Linked DNA regions of Mus musculus: region 1 is linked to region 2. Evidence: chromatin loops called from intact Hi-C (ENCODE). Cell type or tissue: heart. All regions are shown on one strand. Links, peaks and the distances in the headings refer to the core of each region. The heading gives the core; the rest is flanking DNA. Region 1 overlaps Wdr75 (WD repeat domain 75). Region 2 has its middle 21 kb from the start of Slc40a1.

Region 1 (4,402 bases), core at 251-4,250, 80 kb before region 2:
GTTTGGCTGACCATTTAGAATAAAAGATATTAGGAGGTGAAGCCACAGTGTGCCAGAGGGTGATCTTTCTAACAAACTGACTTTTCTGTGTGCCTATAGCTTCTTCACACCCCAGCCCATGTCCTGCCATCAGCTTCTTTCTTGTGCTCTCTGTTTGTAAACTCGCTGCTGCTGTCTAAAGAGACTAAAAGGTAAGAATTCTAGGTGGTTTGTCTTCTGAGTTGTTTGGGAGTGTCATCTACCATATTTGTATCTTACCTTTGAAATGTAGCTAATGACATAAGATTATTACATGCAACACTTGTGAAGAGCTGAGGAAGAGATGTGTGTACTGCTTAAAGTTGTAGTTCCACATTTTTTTAAGTTCATTTGCTTTTTTTAAGGCCTGTGCTCCATAAGGGCATTTATCACAGTGTTTTCAGTTGAGTTGTTCTGTCTATATATTATTTCAACATGGGTGTCTTTAATTAAAAAGACCTAATTTGGATATATCTAATGGTATTTATGTTCTGTTATTGTCAAAGTGCTGAAGAGGTTCCTGATGATGTAGATATGGAGGGAAACAAAGAAAGTGATGATTCAGATGAAGAGTATGATCTTACTGAAAAAGACAAGGAAACAAATAACAACACGGACTTGGGAGAAGATGCTATACATCAGCTGTCAAAATCTGAAGAGAAGGAGCTGAGAAAGTTCAGAAAAGTAGATTATAGCTGGCTAACTGCTCTGTAGTAGGCCATGGCTGTGCCATGACAAAGAGACATGTTGTACTTAATGTTTACTGTCTGTTAATACTCCAAAAATTTTTATAAAGTTATTTTATTCTTAAGACAAAATATTAAAGCCTTGTGTTTATTTGCTTGTTTATGTGCTTGCTAAGTACCTTAGGCTAACCCTGAACTTGGAATTCTTCTTTCTTGACCCCCAAATCACCAGGATGATAGGCCTGTTACTCAGGTCTGCTCAAACGTGTTTACTTGTGTAGATTTTTTTATTTTCTGTGTATGAATGTTTTCCTTGAATGTATATATATGTACCACTGGCTACGCTGGTGCCTGCCAAAATCTGAAAAGGGCATCAAGCCCCTGGAACTAGTTACCCGTGACTATGAGCCATCGTAAGAGTGCTGGCCAGTCTTTTTAAGAAAGCTCTGTAAAGCTCTGCTTTTGTCAGACCTTATAAGCAGTTATGGAGCATATGCATTTGTCACATATGGATTTCTATTTTGAATTACAAAGAAACTTTGTTTCTGGTAGGTTTTGTTGTGACAGAGCTGACTATAGTTGACAAATATACCCTTATCTTTAATTTGAAGGTATAAAAAGATTTCAAAAGTTTAGAGGCTTTACCAATAATGATGCACAGAATTATTCTCACACCAGACATGATTTCTTTCTGGTTATATTTCCCAGCCTTTGCCACTATAGGACAAGAGTATAAGCAACATTGTGTTAATAGTAGCACAAATGGACTATATTCTAATCAACACTAAATATCAACTGTACTGAGATGTAACTTCTAACTCATGCATATAAAGTGCACAACTTAGTGAGGTCTAGAATACTTACAGATTGTGTACCATCATAGAAACCAACTTTTAAGCAGTTTCATCCCTCTAACCCCCAACAACAAAACAGACCTGCCCACTTCTCCACTTCTTTCAGCCTCCATACCCTGCCTGCTAGGCAACACTAATTTAACCTGATGAATTTGTATCAATGGGGTGTACCATGTTTTAAAGGGTGAGAGACTATTTTTGCTCACTGTGTCCATGGTCAGCTGACTCAGTTTTCAGACTGTGGTGAAGTAGAAGTGTTATATAAGGTTGTGAGCAGCTCAGGAGGATGTGACATCAAGCTTGTGTATAGTGGCAGCCAAGAGAGCAGATGTGAGACAAGATAACGCCCTTCAAAGATACCTCTAGTAACTTCCCTCCAAGTGGCCTCATCTCCATTCAGCTGCTAATGGGTGAAATAGTCCATGGATGAAGTTAGTTTCAATCAACATGATCCTATCACCTAAATTGGGTGCCCAGCTGGAGGCTAAGCCAACATGTAAGCCTGTGGGGGACATGGATTGCATTTTCAAATGACAGCATTCATGATAGGACTCCTAGCAGCCCTTCATTCCTTCTGTGATGTTCTGGGTTTTTTTGCATAGTACCTAGTTGTATAACTATAGTTCATTTGTCTTCACAACTTTTGAAATGACACTGTAATGAACTCAAAAATCAATCACCTGGACCGCTGAACGTTGCTTCATGGCCTGCTGCATTAATCATATGTCCCTTTGGAAGGATGAGTTGTTCTTTTTTTAAAGGCTATTTAAAATTACTTTGCAAGCCAAGCGTGGTGGCGCACGCCTTTAATCCCAGCACTTGGGAGGCAGAGGCAGGCGGATTTCTGAGTTCAAGGCCAGCCTGGTCTACAGAGCAAGTCCCAGGACAGCCAGGGCTACACAAAGAAACGCTGTCTTGTAAAACCAAAAAAAATAAAAAATTACTGTGCATATAGTGGGGTGTAGGAACTTATGAGGGGCAGTACCCACAGAGGCCGCTAGAGGGGATCTGACTCCAGCATTATATAAGGTTGTGAGCAGCCTGACATTATGCTGAGAATTGAACTGAAGTCTTCTACAATAACAGTACACACTCAAACCACTAAGCCACCTCTCCAGCCCTAATTTTTTAACCAAATTTAAATTCACGACAAAACTGAGGAAAAGATTTATGAGGTCTCTCAGAAATCCCCTCCCCTACACATGACTGACTTCCACGTTTTCAATACACCCAGCCAAATGATAACATTTGTTAGAACTGAGGAGCCTGCATTCATAGAATCGTCTGAGTTAAACATAACCATCTAGTTGAGGTGACTTGAGTCTAGTAATATTGTGGTTATTCTTTAAAGCTACCTTATATGAACACGACGTCTAGAAACTTTTTCTTTGTTCTTAAACTTTGTTTCCTGTAGCCAAGAAAATGATGAAATTACCTTGTAATACCAAATTAAATTTCTCAGAGTGGAGGTTTATAAAAGGATGGTTTGTGGTCAACAGAACAGCTGCAGGAATAGCTTCTAATGTTCGATGGTACATGCAACTGCTGATGATTAACAATGATAAGGTGACTTTGAAAACAGCAAATAGTTTTAAATATTCCCACCATCACACAAAGAAAGGATGAAGGCTTAAAAAAATTAAATGTGTACAAGATGATAGATGATAGATATGTCAATTATTCCAGTCTGATCATTATCCATGTAATCTGTATACAAAGGCCAGATGATAGATGATAGATATATTAATTATTCCAGTCTGATCATTACCCATGTAATCTGTATAGAAAGGCCACACAATACCCCACAAATATGAATAATTGATATATTCAAGTTAAAAATGAAAATATATATTTGGTAATGAAGGAGACAGAAAGGGTATAAAAGAAGCAATTAGAAGGGCAGAGTGGATCAGCATGAAGGGAGAGACGGTGGATGCTGGAAGATGCCTCATTGTAAGTCCTGAGATCACTGGCAGGGCCACTGACACTCAGTTTACCAGGCTCTTAGGATGGCATTTCACAATGACTACTTCCTCTTCAGATTTCTCATTCCTCGAAGTCCCTTTGTCAGTTGTAGTGGCTACTTTTCTTGCAGCTTTCAAACAACTGAAAAAGTAAGTAAGATCATTTCAAATGATGGAAGTGAATACATGTACAGTGTCAAATAGGCTTCATTGCAAACATCAAGTCAAATTGGCTCAGTAAGTACCACATTAGATAAGTCTTCTGTCTCTTGAAAGCCATACATATTTAGGTGCAAATAACCTCATGTTTAACCTAGGTCATTAAAAAATATATATTTAAAGAATGTGTATAAAAACAAGACTCATATCATTCTGCTAGGATCACTGAAGTGGCAGGAGATAAGACTTGGTCAGGACTTCAGACCTTCAAGGAGCATCCCTGGAAAATAGCTCTGAGATAAGAAGAACAAGGCAGAAAGAGCCCCAATTAGAATTTGACAGTGTATACAGTGAGGCTAGAATAAAATAAAATAAAATAAAGATAAGCGGCAAGGCACGAGAGACCTAAGCAGTGATCTGATTGCTTGCTTAATTTTGTTTTTCAAAACCCATGAGCAAGCCACTGACTTCTGAATTACAGTTCCTTCCTCTAAACTGCAGAATCAGACAAAATGACTTCTCTCAGTTCTGCTACTGTGTAACCACAAAATTAAATTAGAAATGGAGCCCCATGGTATGGCACCACTCCCATCCCAGCCCCAAAGTGACAAACTGGCCTTTGTCATACTAAAGTTGAGATTCACATATGTAAATTGTGGAAATACAGCTCTTTGGTTAGATAGCTTTAAAGATGACACACCTTTCACTTAGAAACTCCTTG
Region 2 (4,402 bases), core at 98-4,097:
ACCGCCTAAGATAGTTTGGATATAGTTATTTTAAGAACATGACGGTGCACTTTTCATGTAGTAAAATTCAATAAGGAAAATGTTCAAATAGAAAATCTATGCCAGCTTGCACAAGGGCAGGGATAAAAGAATTCACCTGTGCTTTGATATCCCATTTGTCTACTCCTTAGAAAAAAAATACGTGCTCCCTTGTAGATCTGGAAAGTGTGAGCAAGTCTACATACAAAGAAGAATGTATACTTTTTAATTTTTAAAGTATGGGGAAGATGAACAGTTCATACCTGTCAGGTAAAATATGCACTTGCTGTCACAAGACTCAAGCATTTCTACTCTAGTCTTGAGCTACCATCTTGCACAAGAGAAATATTCTGATAGTAAGGATTATTCTGAAGGGTGGATCAAAGGGAAGAAAGAAGGCACCCTGGATGAAGTTGTAATGCTTTGAAGTACGAATAATTTATGGAAAAAGGTGAAACTCAGGGTTTTTTCTTTATTTTCTTTGGACATTTTAGTTTAGTTTTTGGTCTTATCTACTATCTTAGGCTAAGTTTATTTTTAAAATTTGTATGTATTTTTATTCATGTGGTCAGTGTGTGCTCCACATGTGTGCATGTGCTCCCAGAGGCCTGAAGACTCAGGTGGATCTGTGTCATGCATGTGACTGCTGGGAAGTGAATCAGACTCCTCTGCAAGAACAGCAAGTGTTCCTAACTGCTGAATCATCTCTATAGTCCCCTAAATTTATTTCTTAATCATGGTAAAATATACTAGGAAATTTGTATATCTACTTACTCATGTAGTAGATCTTTATAATGCTTGATAAATATACTAACCGTCAAGGTGAACTTGACTTTTTGTCTTTCTTCAAACTCTGGATATATTCACAGATTGATCAGTAGAGAAAAAACCTTGGCAAACAAACTATGGTTATACAACAAGGACGTATCTCTTTCACTTCATCAAAAAAAAATAATATATATATATGAATAAACAAAATGTTTACCGTGGTTACTCCCAAAAATTCAGAACAGGTTGGGAAGTGAGCATTTCAGTCAAACCCTACACGGTTTTCTTTTTGTCCAAGAGGAATGAATTATCATGACAATTTTTTAAAAGTTGTTTTAAAACATCACTGTTTAACCCAACAGTGCAGGTAGCACATGAAATAAAGAAATGAGATGCCCAAATCCTTAACATTGACATGATAGGTAGTAAATACTTTCTAGTTTGAAATTTGCATCACAAATGTTTGCCAAGTTTTCCCTGGTTCTCCAGACTTTGTAATTTCTGTGTAAATTTCATTTCTCAATCACTAACTTTATGAAAATACTATCCACGTATTCATAAACCACCTCAGTAGAAAATGCTAATCCTCTCTCTCACTCTCTTTTAGAAAAAAAAGGCAACACATGCATTTTGTTTATTTGGTGGGTTGGCTTAAATTTTTTTGTATGTTTTCAGATTAATCATCAATATTTAATAGTGCCAGGTTTGACCAGCACAGGTCCACATCACATGGCAAGGGGTCATGTACTCGCTGGCTGAGCTCTGAACCCTGAGCACACCTCATTCTCTACCCACAGGCCTTGGGTGTGGGTACCTTCAGAATTCGTTGTGCACCCTTTTCCTTATAAAAGTGTATGGGAAAGGGATTTTTTTACTTCACAAAGGGCAAAGGACAAAGGACATTGACTAACAAGCTTGTTAGGTTTGTTACTGGTGGGTGGGGTGGAGGAGAGGTAGGGACAGGTGGAATACTTCTTTGAAAGTTAAGTGAAATAAGCCAGACCAGAAAGGGAAAAATTTCATTTCCCTCGTTTTAGGAATCTAGAAGAACAAAAAAGAAGACACACAGGTAGAAGAGAGACCATTAGAGAAGAGGAAAGAGTCAGAGGGGAGGGGAGGGACAGAGGAGATGGAGTGGTGGGTAAGACCCAAATATACATATGACTGAAAATGTCCCAACAAATCCCATCGTTTTATGCAAGTAATGAAAATTAACCAAAGGGAAAGGAAAAATGAAGGTGTCTTCATTGTTCTTAATAGACAACCCAAAGTAGTCTGTTGGAAGAAACTGCTTAAAGAGAATGAAAAAAGAACACAAGAAAAACTAACGAACAAACAAGCTGCAACGAATGTGATTTCAAGTAGGAACCCAATGAAGAATTCTTTTAAAAACGTAATTACAAACAAAATAAAGGACTATTTTCCAACTTCTAATTCACTATGCTATATTGGCCCACTGACACTGAAGCGTTTTTTAGTTTCTCTCTTTCCCCTTCCAGTGTTCTACCCCTGACATAATTCTAAACCTGCAGGCAGTAAACATTCCCGTCCTTTTGCCCCTCCTCCTGCTCAGTGCAATAGCTTGCAAAGATAAGGGCAGCAGCTGTTGTAAAAATCCTATTAACTCCGTGCTCTGCACGGCTCCTGTGGGTCTGGCATTTGGCGAAGTGCCTGCATCAAGTGCTGGGATCTTTTCCTGCTCAGATGGTTCTATTCAGTGGACAAGGTCACAGACCTTCAGTTATGGCTGCAAACACTCTGAGCAGATATCTAACCCCAGCTTGACCTCTGGGAGGGAGCAGAGGGCCTGTGCAAGATTGCAGCCAAGCCTAACATTTGGCATCTGCTGTCTGTGAAATCTCCAGGGCTGATGCCAGAATGTCTTAATATGAGGGTAAAAGGGATCTTTGTCTACCATGTCTGTTAAACTTGCACTCAGCAAGCCTGATCACAGATGTGGTGCTTAGACCACATCTCCAGTAAAGGGTCACTGAATGTTTCCTGAATGGAGACTTTGGAGGCTGTGCTTGAGGGATTAGATACACTACTTGCACACAAGGTTCAAACCAGTAGGTGCGAACTCAGAGCACTCCCTTGGAGAGATAAAGAACATGACTTGTGTGGGAGATGGGCTGGATCCCATGAAGGTGAAGGCTTACCAGTGTTCATTACACAGAAGCAGCCAATGGAGAACAGTCTTGACTGTGAGGTGAAGAAAGAATTGAAGGTGACAACTGAACTCCATCTCACGAAGGGCAGATTTGATGAACCTGCCACATACCTGTTGCAGTGGGCCCAGCAGAGAAAAGATTCTGTTTGCCTATGCTGTAGAAATCTGCAGATTCAGGGCTTAACCAAAGCCACGTTCATAGAAATCTTCAAAAGTGTACATCCCGGCTGTATACAGGAGCTTGTCCTAAACTGTATCTTCATAGAAGAGTTGGCTTTTCTTAATCCCTACCTGAGACAGATGAAAAGTCTTTTCATACTCACACTAGATCACATCATAGGTACCTCCAGTATGGGTGATTCTGAAAAGCGTGATGAAGAGAAAAATATTCAGATTGACTTCTCAACTTCCCACACTCCACTGTCGCCAGAAACTCTATGCAAACAATGTCTCTTTTATAAAAGGCAACCTAAAAGAATGCCTCAGGTGCCTGAAGAAGCCTTTGGCGACACTTTGCATCACTAACTGTGACCTTCCAGTCAGCCTTGGATTACCAGCCCTATTGCCTGAATATTTGTGAGCTCAAACATCTTTAACTTAGTGAGATATAAATATTTATGTTATTTACTCCTTGAGCCTATTGGGTTTCTTCTTGAGAGTTAGAGATACCCTGCAAACCCTGGAATTGGAGTCATGTGGTATAGAGGACTCTCAGTTCAGTGCCCTGCTGCCTGCCCTAAGCCAATGTTCTCACCTCAGAGAGGTCGATTTCTATGATAATGTCTTTCTGCTTTTCCTGAAATGACTTCTACACCACATAGCCAAGCTGAGTCAGCTGACCCAGGAGCGATACCCTGCCCCTCTGGAGTGAAAACATTGTCCTGAGCTCCTGGATATACTCAGGGCCAAAAGACAGCCCCAAATTATCGCCTTTGAAACAACTCAATGCTCTAAGTATATGGTGGGGCCTATATTTATGATCTTGAGACCAAATGTTGCTTTTTTGCAGAACTACTATAAGATTGATTGTGAAACAGAGAAATGGAAGCTTAGGATTGGAGATTGATGAAATCCTAAGTGAATGTCCACTGCTGAATGGAGCATGGAAATGTCAATCACCTAAAAGTCTGAGGCACACTGGAAAGTCAAGATCTTCCTCTGAGCTAGTGAATGATGTTGCATCTGCAGAAAGTATCAAGCACTCTTCTCCTCTAGGATTCTTGTAGTTTAAGTGTGTTACAATAGAGGTACGGTTTTATGAGACTGGCCCCCTCATAGAATAAATGTATTGACTTATAAAATTAAAGAAAGAAAAAGAAATGGGCTAATGAATAACTCCCCAAAAGAAGAATTATGGGCTGGAGAGATGGCTCAGTGGTTAAGAGCACTGACTGTTCTTCTAGAGGTCCTGAGTTCAATTACTAACAAACATCTAGGGGCTTATAA

Evidence for each region. Peaks named below come from ENCODE experiments on the same cell type or tissue, not always from the same donor. Only the 100,000 strongest peaks of a DNase experiment are listed, where the experiment ranks them.
Region 1: a loop joins it to region 2, with 2.5 times the contacts of the local background. A loop is called at or near these places in 1 of 42 quality-filtered maps.

What each region holds. Positions count from the first base shown.
Region 1 is chr1:45,822,784-45,827,185 of GRCm38, forward strand. It overlaps Wdr75 (WD repeat domain 75), which reads left to right. Exons shown (of 21, transcript NM_028599.3): 20 at 100-191; 21 at 525-855. The coding sequence ends at 732. Gm30900 (a long non-coding RNA gene) reads right to left here. Exons shown (of 2, transcript XR_373390.3): 2 at 3,368-3,664. Among named protein-coding and RNA genes, the nearest start is that of Gm30900, 4.9 kb to the right of the region's middle. In heart, for the core only: a CTCF peak has its summit at 2,551; a DNase peak (open chromatin) is centred at 2,538.
Region 2 is chr1:45,902,838-45,907,239 of GRCm38, forward strand. It overlaps the pseudogene Gm18303. Among named protein-coding and RNA genes, the nearest start is that of Slc40a1, 21 kb to the right of the region's middle. In heart, for the core only: no CTCF peak of the experiment used is centred there; a DNase peak (open chromatin) is centred at 2,514; H3K4me3 peaks cover 306 bases; H3K27ac peaks cover 1,248 bases.